3 separate regions of the Homo sapiens genome follow, and all the other regions are linked to region 1. A link is a contact called in ENCODE Hi-C or POLR2A ChIA-PET data. All regions are on one chromosome and are shown on one strand. The core of a region is the stretch at or near the end of the contact, and the rest is flanking DNA. Distances in the headings are between cores, read along the strand shown. Region 1 holds the start of NFIA (nuclear factor I A). Region 2 holds the start of PGM1 (phosphoglucomutase 1). Region 3 holds the start of JUN (Jun proto-oncogene, AP-1 transcription factor subunit).

Evidence for each region. Hi-C counts contacts between places; a loop is a spot of excess contacts on that map. ChIA-PET counts read pairs that join two places held with the same protein, here RNA polymerase II (POLR2A). Pooled maps may share reads with other maps.
Region 2: a loop to region 1 is called in a pooled map, with 7 times the contacts of the local background. The contact joins the promoter of PGM1 here to the promoter of NFIA in region 1. A Hi-C loop is called at or near these places in 1 of 168 maps with a recorded cell type or tissue (naive thymus-derived CD4-positive, alpha-beta T cell) and 7 of 50 pooled maps. POLR2A ChIA-PET finds 5 or more read pairs at or near these places in 2 of 52 experiments (B cell and activated naive CD4-positive, alpha-beta T cell).
Region 3: a loop to region 1 is called in a map of CD8-positive, alpha-beta T cell, with 15 times the contacts of the local background. The contact joins the promoter of JUN here to the promoter of NFIA in region 1. A Hi-C loop is called at or near these places in 2 of 168 maps with a recorded cell type or tissue (CD8-positive, alpha-beta T cell and naive thymus-derived CD4-positive, alpha-beta T cell) and 7 of 50 pooled maps. POLR2A ChIA-PET finds 5 or more read pairs at or near these places in 2 of 52 experiments (AG04449 and CD4-positive, alpha-beta memory T cell).

Annotation. Positions count from the first base shown.
Region 1 is chr1:61,080,077-61,085,034 of GRCh38, forward strand. It overlaps NFIA (nuclear factor I A), which reads left to right and starts at 2,485. Exons shown (of 11, transcript NM_001134673.4): 1 at 2,485-2,742. The coding sequence starts at 2,716. RefSeq lists a silencer at 1,761-2,055.
Region 2 is chr1:63,589,703-63,594,660 of GRCh38, forward strand. It overlaps PGM1 (phosphoglucomutase 1), which reads left to right and starts at 3,709. Exons shown (of 11, transcript NM_002633.3): 1 at 3,709-4,032. The coding sequence starts at 3,787. RefSeq lists enhancers at 3,696-3,985, 4,686-4,745 and a silencer at 4,026-4,325.
Region 3 is chr1:58,782,145-58,787,102 of GRCh38, forward strand. It overlaps JUN (Jun proto-oncogene, AP-1 transcription factor subunit), which reads right to left and starts at 1,903. Exons shown (of 1, transcript NM_002228.4): 1 at 1-1,903. The coding sequence starts at 926. It overlaps JUN-DT (JUN divergent transcript), which reads left to right and starts at 3,007. Exons shown (of 2, transcript NR_108106.1): 1 at 3,007-3,161. RefSeq lists enhancers at 13-192, 1,601-2,348, 1,863-2,122, 2,349-3,094 and a silencer at 263-342.

The DNA of each region.
Region 1 (4,958 bases), core at 1,235-3,734:
GTGAAGGGCTTTGGTGCTGAACTTGGATCCAGCCCTTGCCTAGAGGGCGCAAACAATCGTCCCATATCCAAAAGTCTTACGAAGGGCGCCAAAAGTTACTTAAGATAATATTGCTAACCGCAGAAAGCTGGAAATCGCGGGGCACATCCACTGCTGCAACAAAAGAAGTTTTTAAAGTAGAAATATCAGCATTAAATTACTTCCCCCATTAAAAAAAAAAAACAGGGCGACATGCCAGTCCTTTTTAAAAAAAATCTTTTTTTTCCTTGAGACTCAAAAGTAAGAATCTTTGCCGTTTTGAAAATAGGCAGATGTGAAGTGTATCTTTTAATACACCAAAAGAAAGATTTTAATCTGCTCTGGAAGAGAGCTTCCCGAGTACACACTCTGAACAATAACTTTTCACTGTGCCTCAGTTACATGTTGGGACCGTCAGCCAGAAACTTCTATCGAGGAAACTTGGAGCGCATTGAAGTTATAGATCCCAGCAAAGGTTCTCGTGGCCAGGGATGTTGTCTCTGTAACACAGCTTGGCTTTTAGGACATTCCTCCCCTACTAAAATCTGAGAGGAACCAAGGAAAAGCAGTGGGTTAAGTTTGGGAAAATGGACTCTCTCATTAAAGGCTGAAATCATTATTTCTCCTCACTCCTTAGTAAATAATCTTGAGAGATTTCCAAGGATGTTCAGGAGGGAGGGTGGGAGAGAGAATGGTTCTTGAGCATTCGGGAATTATTTTGGCAATAAAGTAACTAAAGTACAAGCATAAAATAACTTTAGACAGATGCAGAATTATTTCAGAGGTTCTCTTTTGCTCTTTCTCCAGTACAGTATTTCCTGCCCCTTGCTTTGAAAAGAAGTCTGAATGAGAGTGGCCTTAACACATCACTCACCCTCACTTGTTAACACATCACTTACCCTCACTTTCCTACAGGAATGTCCCCTCTTTAGAGACTCTCTGGTTATGTCACCTCCACCGAAGGGCAGATTCCCCTGTGTGCCAGTGTCTTTCAACATGATACCTACCTCTTTCCTTTTGGAATTTTGAGAAGGGTTGTCAAATGCAGCATTTTGCAAACCATCATGAGGAAGAGAAGTAAAATAAGGGATGGGGGCTTAGAAGAGGCAGGTAGGCTTTCCCCCCTCCGAGAGAGGAGAGCCTAGAGAGAAAATATGAGGTTAAAAAAAAAAAACTGGAAAAGCAGGCTTACTGGCAACTTGCCAAACCCTAAAAACCACCCCCCTCTTTTCTGCCAAAACAATACTTTAGCAAACCTAAAATAATTGCAGGAAGCTCTTTTCCATTTTAAGAACTATTACCTGGGGGAGGGAAAAAAGGGATTCTTAAAAGGCACCCTTCCAGAGGTGTCCCAGAAACTGGGACGGTAATGATAGCCTATGTCCAGTTCTGGGCACGCGTTTGTGGATCAGAATATCTCCCTTCCCTAAGGGGACATCCCTTTCACATATTTTTTTCCTCCTAAAAAGTAAAAGATGTCACAGCTAAACCACTGTTGTTTCTGAACGTGATAGAACTTTTTCTATGGCGTCTGTGTTCAAACCCACTAGTTTCACAGTCCTGGGAGGGATAACGCTCATTAATCTCCGCCTTCTTTTCTCCAGACCCCCGCCCCCCAAATCCGGTGAATCTTCTGTGGGCACTGATTCCTCACCACCCCCGCTTCTGAATGCCACAGGACCGAAGCTGCACAAAGTTTGCAGGATTGTGTGCATAATTACCTCTGCCGACGAATCTATTCCCACAGAAAGCTTCGCTGGAGAGATTACAATGCTTTGAGCCTTACCGCATTTCAGTGGGGGAAAAAAAGTTACCTAGGAGGTCTGATTTTTCAAAGAAATTTGCATACATGCAAATGTGCCGCCCGGCCTCCTCCTCGGTTCTCTACGTGCCCACGCGGTGGCCCGGGGGGTGCGGGGCAACCTGGCAAAGTTGCCCAAGTCCTCCACCGAGGTCCGCGGAGGTCTGCAGCGGGGGTGGGGGGATGGGGACGAGGAAAAGTAGTTTTGTTTGCTTAAGCACATCCTGTGGCAGCCTATAGCTGCCCGGGAGTACAGACTGTAACTGCTCCTCACTGCGTTACCCAGTAATGCGCTGATCGGGGGAGGGGGCGGGGGGGCCGGGGAGCGAGCGGGAGAGCGAGCAAGCGAGCGAGCAAGGAGCGAGCCACGGAGAGAGCCGGGGAGCGAGCGAGCCAGCCTGCGAGCGCGAGCGGCCGCGGAGGCTCGGGACCCGGCTGGCCGCGCGGCGCCGCAGCCGCCCCCTCCCCCACACCCCCTCCCCCCCGCGGCGGCGGCGCGAGCGGGCGGCGGCTGTGCGGTGCGGTGCAGAGCGGAGGCGGAGGCGGGCGCGCGGGCAGCTCGCGGGCACCCGGCCGGGCCGGCGCGGGAGCGGGAAAGGGTGCGCTATGCCTTTAACACCCGCGTACAGTAGGCATGTATAGTGGAGTGTAGGGAAACTCTAGGCGGGGTTAAAGTTCAGCTCATGGAGCGGCAATAGCGCTGGCTGGCTGGCTGCAGTTGAGCCGACTTGGAAATGTGAACGCAAGAAGCAGGCTTGATTTTTTTTTCTCCCCCCTTCTCTCTCTCTCTCTCTCTCTCTCTTCCTCTCTCCCTCTTTCTCCTCTCTCACCCACACTCACGCACACCTCCAAACCGCACACCCAGACGCACACGCATACCCCAGCGCCCGGCAGTTATGTATTCTCCGCTCTGTCTCACCCAGGTAAGCCGCGGCGTGGATGCGGAGGGCTTGGGGGCCGGGGCGCCGGGGGCAGGGCTGGGGCTGGGTGGGGGGCACCGGGGCCGTCGCTCCGGCCGGGCCCAGGGCGTGCGTCTCGGTGTGTGTCTGTGTCTGCGCGTGTTTCTGTGTGTGTGCGCGCGTGTGCCCGCGGGTGGGGGGGGGGATCCCGCTTAAAGAAAGTAACTTTGTTTCCATGCGGGTGCATTCCTCTTGCACGGCCATTTGTGTGGGCACATGGCTAATGGCGCCCTCTTATTAATGCGTTAATTAATATCGGGGCGACGGACTGCGGAACAGCAGTGTTTTCGGACACCCCGCACGTGTTTCGGCGGGGTTGCAGTCCATGACACGCAGAAATCTGGCTCAGCGTTTCTGCTGCCGGGAGCAGGGATTCCGTAGTGCCGCAGCGCCCGGGGAGGGGGCCGCCGACGGAGCCCACCGCTCACCCCGCACGCTCGGGCCGGCTGCAGTCCTCGGGTGCGGGGAGACCTCGGGTGCCTGCGCCCAACGGCCCGCTCCCCGCAGCCTGCGCTGCCGCAGCCCCCCGCCGTCTTCCCGAACTCTTACTTTTGTTTATTGTTTGTCAGCCTTCGGGGTCCGGCCGCGGAAAGGACGCGGGCTCCCGTCCCGGCCCCGGCCCGGACAGCGCCCCTCGGACGCGGGCAGGCTGCGGCTAGCCCTCGGCTGAGCGGGGCTACGTGGACGCGCGTTCCCCCGCGCCGGCCGGGTGGAGCCTGCGTCCTCGCCGCGCGCCGGTGGCCCGTTGGCTCTCCCGGAGTGAAAGTTTCGGGGCCGAGACGAGCCCACGTTGTGCAGGGCGCCGAACGCCGGAGGCCGCGGGCCGCGGGCCGGGTAGCGCCGGGCAGAGTTGGGCTCCTAGCCGGGAGCCGGAGCGGCGGCCCGGGCCGGACACGGCTCCCCCCGCCGCCGCCGCCGCCACCACCACCACCGCCACCGCGCGACTCCGGCCGCTCCGCGCGCAGGACGGGGGCAACTTTTCCCCTCCGACTCAACTCAGAGCATGGGGCTCTTGCGCCCCACCGCCTCTCCTTTCCGTGCCCCCCTGTCCATTCCTCCCTTGTCTACCCACCCCCAGGCAAAATATTGCTACTTCGAGACTTCAAATCCGGTCCCCTTTGAATATGTTATTTGTTTTCCTTGACTAAAAGGCTTGAAGTCAAAGTGGTTTTGCGCTATTTTTTTTTTAAGCGTGAGATTTCATACTGCTTTGGTACATTAGGATCTGACCATTAATCACCTACATGAAGTTATATGCTTCACATAAAATGTTTATTCACCTCTCCCTTAAAAAACCTACCACTTCTTGCCTTCATTTAGTAGGAGATAACGGTTTAACCGGAATAGTTTCTGGAAGGCTAAAAAGTATCAGTAGTTTTCGCTCTCCTCTCTAGATTCTGGATTTATTTCCCACATGACATCCCTTCTTATTGCAATATCTAACAGTAATAATACCGGGTATTTGATCTCAGAAGACTCTTAAACGCATCTTTTATGTTGAAATGGTCTGTTTGGGATTTAGGCCTAGCATTAATAATGGATAGCAGTTACTTTTAGTTACTGTAAAAGTTTTTTTTTTTTTTCCTAACAAACTTCCAAAGTTCCTATTTTAGTAACTTGTGGAAGTATGGAATGAAACTTTTCCAACCACTTCTGGCAAGGTTCACAATTGCATATGGATAAGATGCAAAGTGTAAGATAATTTGAATGAATTACGGACTATAGTGAAAATGCTGAGATTCGAAGGCTGAAGTTCTAGCTGGCAGAAGTTTGCAACACACAGAACTTGTAGATAATATCAGCGAGCTGCAATAAAGGGAAAGGACCCTAACAGATACATTAGTGTCTTCTCAATTGAGCTCTGAAAAGATAAATTTATATTTGGGAATGGTGCATATATGAGGGCACCTGTATATCCATGCAGGCCTAGGGCACAGTCAGGTATTTAACAAAGTTGGCCTCTGTTGGTTCATGAGGTATTATGACATTAAGAGAGTTTTTTTTTTTCTTTTTTTTTCGGCTTACATATTCAGCAGCGTTGATTGATGCATTCACTAGGCCTTCTTCTGGAAACACCACTAAGAGAAATGCTTATTTAGTGTAACAGTTTGTAAAGAAAATGTACAATAAATAGTGAATGAGGGCTCATATTTTATGGGTTCTGCTTTTAAAAATTTATT
Region 2 (4,958 bases), core at 2,459-4,958, 2.5 Mb after region 1:
CCTGGGTGATGGAGTGAGACTGTCTCCAAAAAAAAAAAAAAAAAAAAAAAAGTAAGGATTACCACTTAAAAGGTATTTCAAAGAAAAGGAAAATACATAATATGTACTTATCATTTTAAAAATAATACAAATTCCCTATAGAAAACCTGGAAAATCCAGATAAAATATAAAGAAAATAAACATTGCCCTATCTTGCAACTCAGTGGTAATCATTGTTGCATATCTTGGTATATTTCCAATGGCTTCTTTCCCGATTTCAGTGCTACCCACAGGGGAATAAGACTCCTTCTCTTGCTTTTCATAAATACTACAACTTGGAAATCTCTGCAAGTCAATTTTTGAACGTGGGTAGAACCTGTGAATACGATGATACATTACTCCTATGAACACGTTACAAAGGGAGATTATCCAGGTAGGTCTAATCTAAGAAATGGGGACCTCAATCCTACAACTGCAAGGAAATAGATCCTGCCAGCAATCTGAATGCGCTGTGTTAAAATCAGATCAAACTTTAAAAATTTTTAAAAGTTTAGCATGCATACAAAGAACAGTTTACAAACTGGAAGACATCTAACCAAAAGTGGCAAGAAGCCCAGCTCACAGCAGTTACAGTACAGCTTATAAACATTGAGGAAGAAGTATTTTGACCTTCGTTACATTCTTTTTAAGGCGAGTAGAGCTGTTAAGCTGATTTGTCTATAGCTGATTGGTTTAATTTCATTGACTCACACTGTCAAGGACATTTTGTGTTTTGTTTATGTCTAGAGCAAGTGTTTCAGGGAAATAAGGATGACTTAAGTTTTGGCTACCTGGCTATGGGTGGTTGGACTTAAAATATCTAAACTGGAGCCTCTATTTTTATTTATCTTTAACACTTGAAAGAAATTCTTCCCAGAGCCTCCAGATAAGAAGCCAGCTTGGCTCTTGACTTCAAATCAAGGTGTTCTTCCCAGAGGCTCCAGATAAGAACGCACCAAGCTTGGGTGGGTTCTTATCTTGAGGCTCTGGGAAGAATTCAATGAAATTAAACCAACTGGCTATAGACAAATCAGTTTAAACAGGTATGCTTGCCTTAAAAAGAATTTAATGAAGGTCAAAATACTTTCTCCTTGATGTTTATAAGCTGTTATATATCCGTGATTACCAGGATTGAACCTGGCCAAACCTTTTGATCTATAGAATTGGGACTTCTTATCTATAGAATTGTGACATCATAAATGGGTGTTGTTTTCAGCTGTTGAGTTTGTGGTAATTTGTCATACAGCAGTAGAAAAGTACGGGTTGAGTATCCCAAATCCAAAAATCCCAAACCCAAAATGCTCCAAAATCCAAAACTTTTTGAGTGCCAACATGACACTCAAAGGAAGTGCTCATTGGAACATTCTGAATTTGGGATTTTTGGATTTGGGATGCACAACCATTGTAATGCAAACATTCCAAAATCCGGAACAATCTAAAATCTGAAACATTTCTGGTACCAAACATTTCGGATAAGGGATACTCAATCTGTAATACAAGGGGATTGCATAAAGGCATGATTATCAGGAGGCAAGGAACATGGGGATCATGTTAGGTCTGTATAAGGGGCCACAGTAACCCTGTCCAGAACAGCAGAACTGCCAGTTAACTCATAGAATCATGAACTATAATCATGAATGGGGGTTGTCTTAAGCCACTCAGATTTAGACTGGTGTGTTATGCAGTTAAAGCTAATTGTTACAACTTCTGGGGTGAGAGAAGTATAGATCAATTCCTCTTAAATGAAAAGCTCCATCATATTTCCAAAGATACTGAAGAATATAGAAAGGGCATGAGATCTGAATTTGGGCCCGTGACTTTACAAGTTATCATTTATTGATGACTTACTTATTAGCACTGTGGTAGGAGCTGTATATTCTCTATCTAAACCATACAACTCTAAGGTAGGTATTTTGAAGGCTCAGTGAATCTATGCTATATTTTCATTTTGTGGAGTTAGATAACCTTGATTACATTCACCATCCAATCCTCAATTCTCTCGTCTATAAAATGGGCTTGATTATATTATTTAATTCACAAGATTACACTGCTCTGTAAACTCCTGTGCAAATATTAGAACTCATTACTAGCAGTCCAGGGTTCCGTTTTCACATAATATTTGCCACCGAAACTCATCTATAGTGACTACATCAACACACTGTATCTACATAGCATGTACTATATGAGCATGTATATCAACACTTGGTTTGTGAGAGTCTGCACTCTTATGGGTCTGTTCGCCTCCCTGCTTGATCAAGACATACCAATTAACTACCAAAAGAATATAATTCACAGGTGAATGATATGCTCTGGTTTTGGAATTGGGGAAGGGGAGCTAATATTTTTGAAGGCCTCTATGTTTCAGGCACCAGGCTAGATGATTTACTTCTAACAGCTGATTATGATTGAATTTGTTTGGACTGGGTCATTTAGAAACCACCTCAAGTAATTCTACTGTGAGCATGGGTCACAGTAGGATTCTACTGTGTATCCATGACTGAGAATTTCTGACATACAAAACCCCATTAAATCTTGCAAAAATATTCCAAAGTAGGTGATATGTTTATTTTACAGTAAGGAAATTGATGCCCACGGACATTAACTAACTTTCCCAAGAGCACACACCTTGTAAAGCCAAGTTTTTTGCCACTTTACCAAAATGACAGGTTTCTTGAACAGAGGAGACAATCACTCTCATCAAATTAAGGGAGATACTAAACCGAAAAGCAAGAAAGACTGAAGATTCCTACTTAATAATCAAATCCCCTTGGTTGACCTTGCTATCCCCCGTGAAACTTTTCCAGCCATGTCAGTCCTTGTTTGTTGATCTCCTCACTTTATTTCTATTACATGAGTAACTGGCTAATTTTGATGGTGTTCATACTTATCCTTACCATATATTTGCTCCTACATTTGTCAAGTCCTGCTTGTACATTTCCTAGTTGCCAACCTGGTGTCACAGCGGGCAAATCATGGGAAGAGCCCTGGTTTTGGAGCCAGACCACCTGAATTGGCCTCCCGCATGGACTTAGCTGTGTGGCAATGAGACAAGGCATTTTATTCTTTGAATTTCAGTTTTGTAAGCATAAAAAGGGGAAAAATAAAACCCAGAGTTTAGTAAGGTTTAGAAACGCTACACTCAGCAAGTCATAGCTAAGTCACCGTCACCAATGGTAGTCAAGTGTGTGGTGCAGCAGGAAACATTTGGAGTCGACTCCTTTACGGAACTCAAATGCCCTCACATTTAGGGAGAAATAGAAAGAATTACGACTCATGAAATCGAGCTGGGGCTGGCACTTCTGACCCTCCCAACAGGTTTCCAGAAAGCTATTTACACACGATGCATTCGCCAAACCACTGGAAATCATTCTACCCTGTACTTTTTTCCACCCTGCCTCACGTCCTTGCCCTATGACCGGGTTCCTACCCCAACCTCTGCCCCAACACTTAGAGGAGGAGTTGCGGGCCTCTTTTTACAGTGGATAGGATTCCGAAGGGGAGAGTAAATCAGTAAGGCTCCACCCATTTCACAGGAGGCCTAGAGACCGGCGCTCCCCTTTCCCCTCCCGCCGGACCTGCCAGGAGGTGGGCTGGCGCGGAGGGAGGGCCCTGTCCCCTGTCCCTTTAAGGAGGAGGGCCAAACGCCGGCCTAGAGTGCGGCGTAGCCCCCACCCGCCGTGCCCTCACCCCAGAGCAGCTGCAGCCTCAGCCGGCCGCCCCTCCGCCAGCCAAGTCCGCCGCTCTGACCCCCGGCAGCAAGTCGCCACCATGGTGAAGATCGTGACAGTTAAGACCCAGGCGTACCAGGACCAGAAGCCGGGCACGAGCGGGCTGCGGAAGCGGGTGAAGGTGTTCCAGAGCAGCGCCAACTACGCGGAGAACTTCATCCAGAGTATCATCTCCACCGTGGAGCCGGCGCAGCGGCAGGAGGCCACGCTGGTGGTGGGCGGGGACGGCCGGTTCTACATGAAGGAGGCCATCCAGCTCATCGCTCGCATCGCTGCCGCCAACGGGGTAAGGGATGCGCGGCCCCGCGCCGCTGTGCACCCTGGCGCGTGTGCGACGTGCGGCCCGCGGCGCCCTCCCTCGCTCGGGGCCGGCCGCTTCCGCGCGCTGCCGCCTCGGTTTCCACCTCCCGCTCCTCCCTCTCCTTCGCGCTCGCTCTTCTGGCCTGGAGGCCCGACGGAGGTCGCCGGGCTGGGGAAAGTGGCCACGGGACCCGGCAGACCTGCTCGCCTGACTCCCGGGGCGCCGGGAGGTGCGGGCGCGGAGCCTCCCAAGGTCACGCCCGACTCTCCGTCTCTAGCCGCTGCCTTCCCTCTCCCCGTCCCCCGCCCCTCCCGAGGCGTCTGACATTTGCCCTAACCTTGCAGCCTTGGAAGATACGATTACGGCGCAGAGTGCTGTCGCCTTAAGCAGGAAAGGTTAGACTGCCGCCGCCTCGCCCAGAGCCCCCTCGCATCCCGCCCGCTCCTCTGCTATTCTCGGCTAGGACTGGCGCTTCCCGCTGGCTCGGAGCCCGACACTGTGGGGCAAGGGTGGCGAGAGCACCCATCCCCCTGGGGCGTCAGGTTGGCAGATCTCAGCAGGCGGGTGCCAATCTTTTCTCCCCGCCCCCTAGTTTGCCTTGGTTCCGAACTCCTGCCCTTTGCGCGGCCTGCTTGCTGGGGGGCAGGCGTTTGAAACATCTAGTCTCTGCCCAGTGGTGCCCGGGATCTGTTCCACCGACGGGGCTGGAGCTGAATTTTCATTAGAATGGCAACATACCCAAAGACGCCCTTACGCAAGCAAGCAGTCGTGGCAGGCCAGGAAATTACCGCAACACCTTGGTTCCGCCCCCGGCCAAGGAAAGTTAACTGACTTGATTGGGCGGGTCCACTCGGATAGGGGAAATTAAAAAAAAAAAGTTTTTCAGTAAATCTGATATATGGAAATGTGGG
Region 3 (4,958 bases), core at 653-3,152, 2.3 Mb before region 1:
TTAAGCTGTGCCACCTGTTCCCTGAGCATGTTGGCCGTGGACGCCAGCTCCGAGTTCTGAGCTTTCAAGGTTTTCACTTTTTCCTCCAGCCGGGCGATTCTCTCCAGCTTCCTTTTTCGGCACTTGGAGGCAGCGATGCGGTTCCTCATGCGCTTCCTCTCCGCCTTGATCCGCTCCTGGGACTCCATGTCGATGGGGGACAGGGGCGGTGTCTCGCCGGGCATCTCGGGCACTGTCTGAGGCTCCTCCTTCAGGGCCTGCAGCCGCGGGTGCTGCACGGGCATCTGCTGGGGCAGGTGGTGCGGCGGCTGCTGCTGCTGCTGGGGTTGCGCGGGAAAGGCCAGGCCGGCCGCGCCGTAGGAGGGCGCCCCGCCGCCGCTGCTCAGCGCGCCTGGGTTGAAGTTGCTGAGGTTTGCGTAGACCGGCGGCTCGCTGTGCAGGCTGGCGCTGAAGCCGCCGCTGCCGCTGCCCCCTGCCACCGAGGCTACCGCGGGAGCCACCATGCCTGCCCCGTTGACCGGCTGCGCCGCCGACGTGACGCTGGGCAGCGTGTTCTGGCTGTGCAGTTCGGCCAGGGCGCGCACGAAGCCCTCGGCGAAGCCCTCCTGCTCATCTGTCACGTTCTTGGGGCACAGGAACTGGGTGGGGGTCGGCGTGGTGGTGATGTGCCCGTTGCTGGACTGGATTATCAGGCGCTCCAGCTCGGGCGACGCCAGCTTGAGCAGCCCCACGTCGGGCGAGGTGAGGAGGTCCGAGTTCTTGGCGCGGAGGTGCGGCTTCAGGCTCCCCACTGGGTCGGCCAGGTTCAGGGTCATGCTCTGTTTCAGGATCTTGGGGTTACTGTAGCCATAAGGTCCGCTCTCGGACGGGAGGAACGAGGCGTTGAGGGCATCGTCATAGAAGGTCGTTTCCATCTTTGCAGTCATAGAACAGTCCGTCACTTCACGTGAGGTTAGTTTGGGCTGCGCGCACAAGTTTCGGGGCCGCAACAGGGCTGTGGCAAGCGGGGGACACCCGCGCCCCCCGGAGCCTTTGACAGGGAAAGTTTCTCTAAGAGCGCACGCACCCGCTGGCTGTCGTCCCCGCTGCGCCCTCCTCACCAGCTCGCTCCAGGGAGCGCAGGGTTAATTAAGATGCCTCCCGCACTCTTACTTGTCGACTCGCGCGCGCTACCCGGCTTTGAAAAGTCGCGGTCACTCACTGAGCGCTCTTCGTGCGCAGCGGTTCCTCGGAGTCCGCAGGCGAACTCACTTCCCAGAGCAGCGGCTCTCCCCGCGGAGCGGATCAGTGCGGACCCTGCAGTGGCCGGCCGGCGGCGGGTCTTGGCCGCCCGGACTCCGACGACTTGTCCCCTCCTCCGCTGCTAGGGGGAGGGGGCGCCCGGCAGCCGCGGCTCGCGCTCGCCCAAGTTCAACAACCGGTGCGAGCGAAGCTGAGCGCACGTCCTTCTTCTCTTGCGTGGCTCTCCGCCGCCTTCTGGTCTTTACCGCCGTGGAGAAGCCTAAGACGCAGGAAAGGCTTGCAAAAGTTGGCTCCGGGACTCTGCCACTTGTCTCCGGTCCTCCCAGCCGGGAAAGTTCTTTGCTGCTGCAGCCGCTCGCCGACTTCCCCCGGCGGGCGCGTGGGTACCGCTGCTTTCCGCCGCTGTCAACAGCGCCTGGGCAGCAGGGCTCTCCTCCCGGGGGCGGCTGGAGACCAGGCTCTCTGGACACTCCCGAAACACCAGCCCGGGAGCCACAGGCGCTAGCTCTGGGCAGTTAGAGAGAAGGTGAAAAGAAAATAAGATTTGCAGTTCGGACTATACTGCCGACCTGGCTGGCTGGCTGTGTCTGTCTGTCTGCCTGACTCCGCGCACCTCCACTCCCGCCTCGCTGCTTCAGCCACACTCAGTGCAACTCTGAGCCCTTATCCAGCCCGAGCTCAACACTTATCTGCTACCAGTCAACCCCTAAAAATAGCCCATGATGTCACCCCAAGGCCTTCCCATTGGCTCGCGTCGCTCTCAGGGGGGCGGGCCCGCCCGTCACCATGGAGACTCCACCCTAGAAGATTCTTCTCTGGGCCCGCGGAGGCTCACGGGATGAGGTAATGCTCCGCTGCCCTCCTACAGTCGGGCCCTTCTTTCTCCTACCCTCCCCCCTGCCGCACGCCTCTCGGCCCTCTCTTCCCCGGTCCCCTCCCCGGGCCGTTTTTCCCGGCCCGCCCGGTGCATTGTGGGCTGACGTCTTGGGGTTTGACTGTCTAGTGACGGTGGCTGCCGCGAGCGGGCGGACGCTCGCAACCTCTGATGGAGGGGGGCTCAAGTTCACGGCTGCGGACGGGGATGCGGGGGATGCAGGGACCCGGGAGGCCAGGGAACCTGGCCAGTTGTTTTGGGCCAGGGGTGCGGGCGAGGGGTGGTTGTTGTTTCCCCACTTGTGGGGCCCGAAGTCATCCACCGGCGGCCGCCACCGCGCGGGGCTGGAGGCTGAGAATCCAAGTACGCTGCCACCCCCCCGCACTTCCGGGGGGGCGGGAATACCGCCCTTAAGGTGGCTCTGTGAAGTCCCAGGTGGGGGCGAGCCTAAGGGGACTTAAGTTTAGGGGCGGTCTCCCGAGAGTCGGCCCCCCACGTTGAGAACACTCCGAAGTTTGCATCTCGGTCAAGTTCAGGAGCGACGGTCCGCGGGGTCGTCTGGCTGCTCGTAGAAGCCGAGAGATTTGTATTGCCCGAAACTGGACGCTCAGCTGAGTCTCCGTTGCACCCCACTTCATCCTCCGGGACCGTGGGGGAAAGGGCGCGGGGGTTCACAGCTTTGCCTCGGAGGGGCAGTTTTTATAGTGGGCGCAATTGGTGGGTAACAGGGTCCAGATGGGAACAAGCGTGTAGGCGATCCGAAACTCGGGGAACCCCGGTGTTAGTCTACTCCCCCTCCCGCCCCCGGACAACACGCACACGCTTAACACAACACGCACAACATAACGCGCGCGCGCGCGCACACACACACTCCATCCGCGCCGAGTTGCTTCCGGGAAAACAAGCCCAGAAGGCGGCGGACACTCGCATAAAGTCACGCAGTAGTACTCGGAGCCCGGGGTAGAACCTGGACTTCAAATCTCTGCACTCCCGGCCGGGTGGTGGGCGCATATCCTGGGTAGCCTCTAGGAAGCGCTAGACACATGTAAGTGGTTCCTTTTCCGCGGTTATTTTATTCTCCCCCCGCCCCCCACCCCTTAGGGACGAAAGTGTGTGGTGGAAAGAATCCCGAAGTCGGGAATCCTGGTTCTTTCGTGGCCAGGCTACCACAGTGTGAAGCAAGCAAATCACGGAACTCCTCCGAGCTTCATTTCCCTCATCTGCAGGTGGGGCCGGTGCCGTCCACCTCACTGGGCTGCCAGGAGTTAGTGTGACAGGGTCGCCTGCAGCACTAGGGAGGTGGTGGCCAAACAGCCCGCTTCCCTCCCCTGCCTCGCAGTTTCCATCCTCGCAGAGCCTGGATAGGATGCCAGGATATAAGAGTGCGATTTGGCAGGACCAGGTGTACTTTCCTGTGAGAAGCATCGAGGGGAGGAGGGGAGGGGGAACCGGGTTAGAAGTCAGATCTTTCCCAAGCCTCTGTCTAAAACTGGGGCTTGAAGTTGGACCTGCAGCAGTTTAAGTTCCTAGGTTCTAAATTCAGACTTCGCTGCTTCTGAACTTGGAATTCAGCCTTGGGTTCATTGCCCCCAGCCCTAAGGTATTTGCGGCTTTGAGTGTTCAGAAACCAACAGCAGCTGGTATCAGTGGGAAACCTGCCAACTTTTCTTCACTCCGGGCACTCACCTAGCTTTCACTGATCTGCAGAGGGTAACTGAAAGCCTACTGTGAGCCAGGCACTGAGCTGGGGAGGGGGTGGGGTAGGTAGGTATACAGTGATGACAAGATCCAGTTGCTTCCTCAAGGAGAGAACATTCTCCTCTGTCTGTTGCCCTGAATCATTTTCTGTTGTATTCAGGGAGTTGGTGTTCTAAATATTTTTTAATAACAGTAATAAAAATCAGTTTCATGTATTAAACACTTATTATCTGCCAGGCATTCTCCTAAGCAATTTAAATACGCTGTTTTCTCCCCACAACTGTCTTGAGAGACATATATTATTATCCAGATTTAACATGTGAGGAAATAGGCCCAGAGAGGTTAAGTATCTTTGTTGAGGTCACACAGGCAGCTGGAAATTGACCTCAGGTCTGTGTTACATTCCTTTGTATTTTCTCTACTCTGGCAAACTTTCTTGTGGAGTATTAGTTATCTGCAGAGGAAATAGCGCTTGTGGCATAGAAGAAATTTTCTTGCCTGATCCTCTGACTGTAACTCCGTTCAGAGCTCTTGTATTTAGAAATTTCAAGACTTAGGACTTTGCATAAATATATATCTTTTGCCTAAGGTTCTGTGTGTTCCTCTCTGCCTCATGTGGTTTAGTAGGCTGATCTTCTCCTTATGTTGAGAAATAGCATATTTCATCCAAAAAAATAACAAATCTGTTCATGTTAACGCCCCTGCTTGGAAGCCTTCATTGGCTTTTCCTTACAATCAGGAGAGTTCCGATTCCTATGCCTTGGAGAAGGGGCTTTTCACAATCCAACTCCTTCTCTCTCCAGCCTTATCTCTCACTCCCAGTTCTGTCAGGAAAGGCAGTGTTATGCTGCCCTAACAAACAACCCTAACATATCAGTGGCTTATTCCAGTGAAAGTTGGTCATTTCTGCTACATGACCGTTGTAGGTTGGCAGGGTAGCTCTGCTCATTGTAGTCACTAAAGGGCTCAGGCTGAAGGAGGCCTCGTGTTGATACCCCTTTTCACAGCTATCCTGACTGTGGGGAAGGAACTCGGAACATCATGGCTGTCAGAGCATCCACTTATGGCACACATCACTTCTGCCCATACATCATTGGCCAAAGCAGTCACATGGCCATGCCTCTTTAGATCACTATAATCCTAC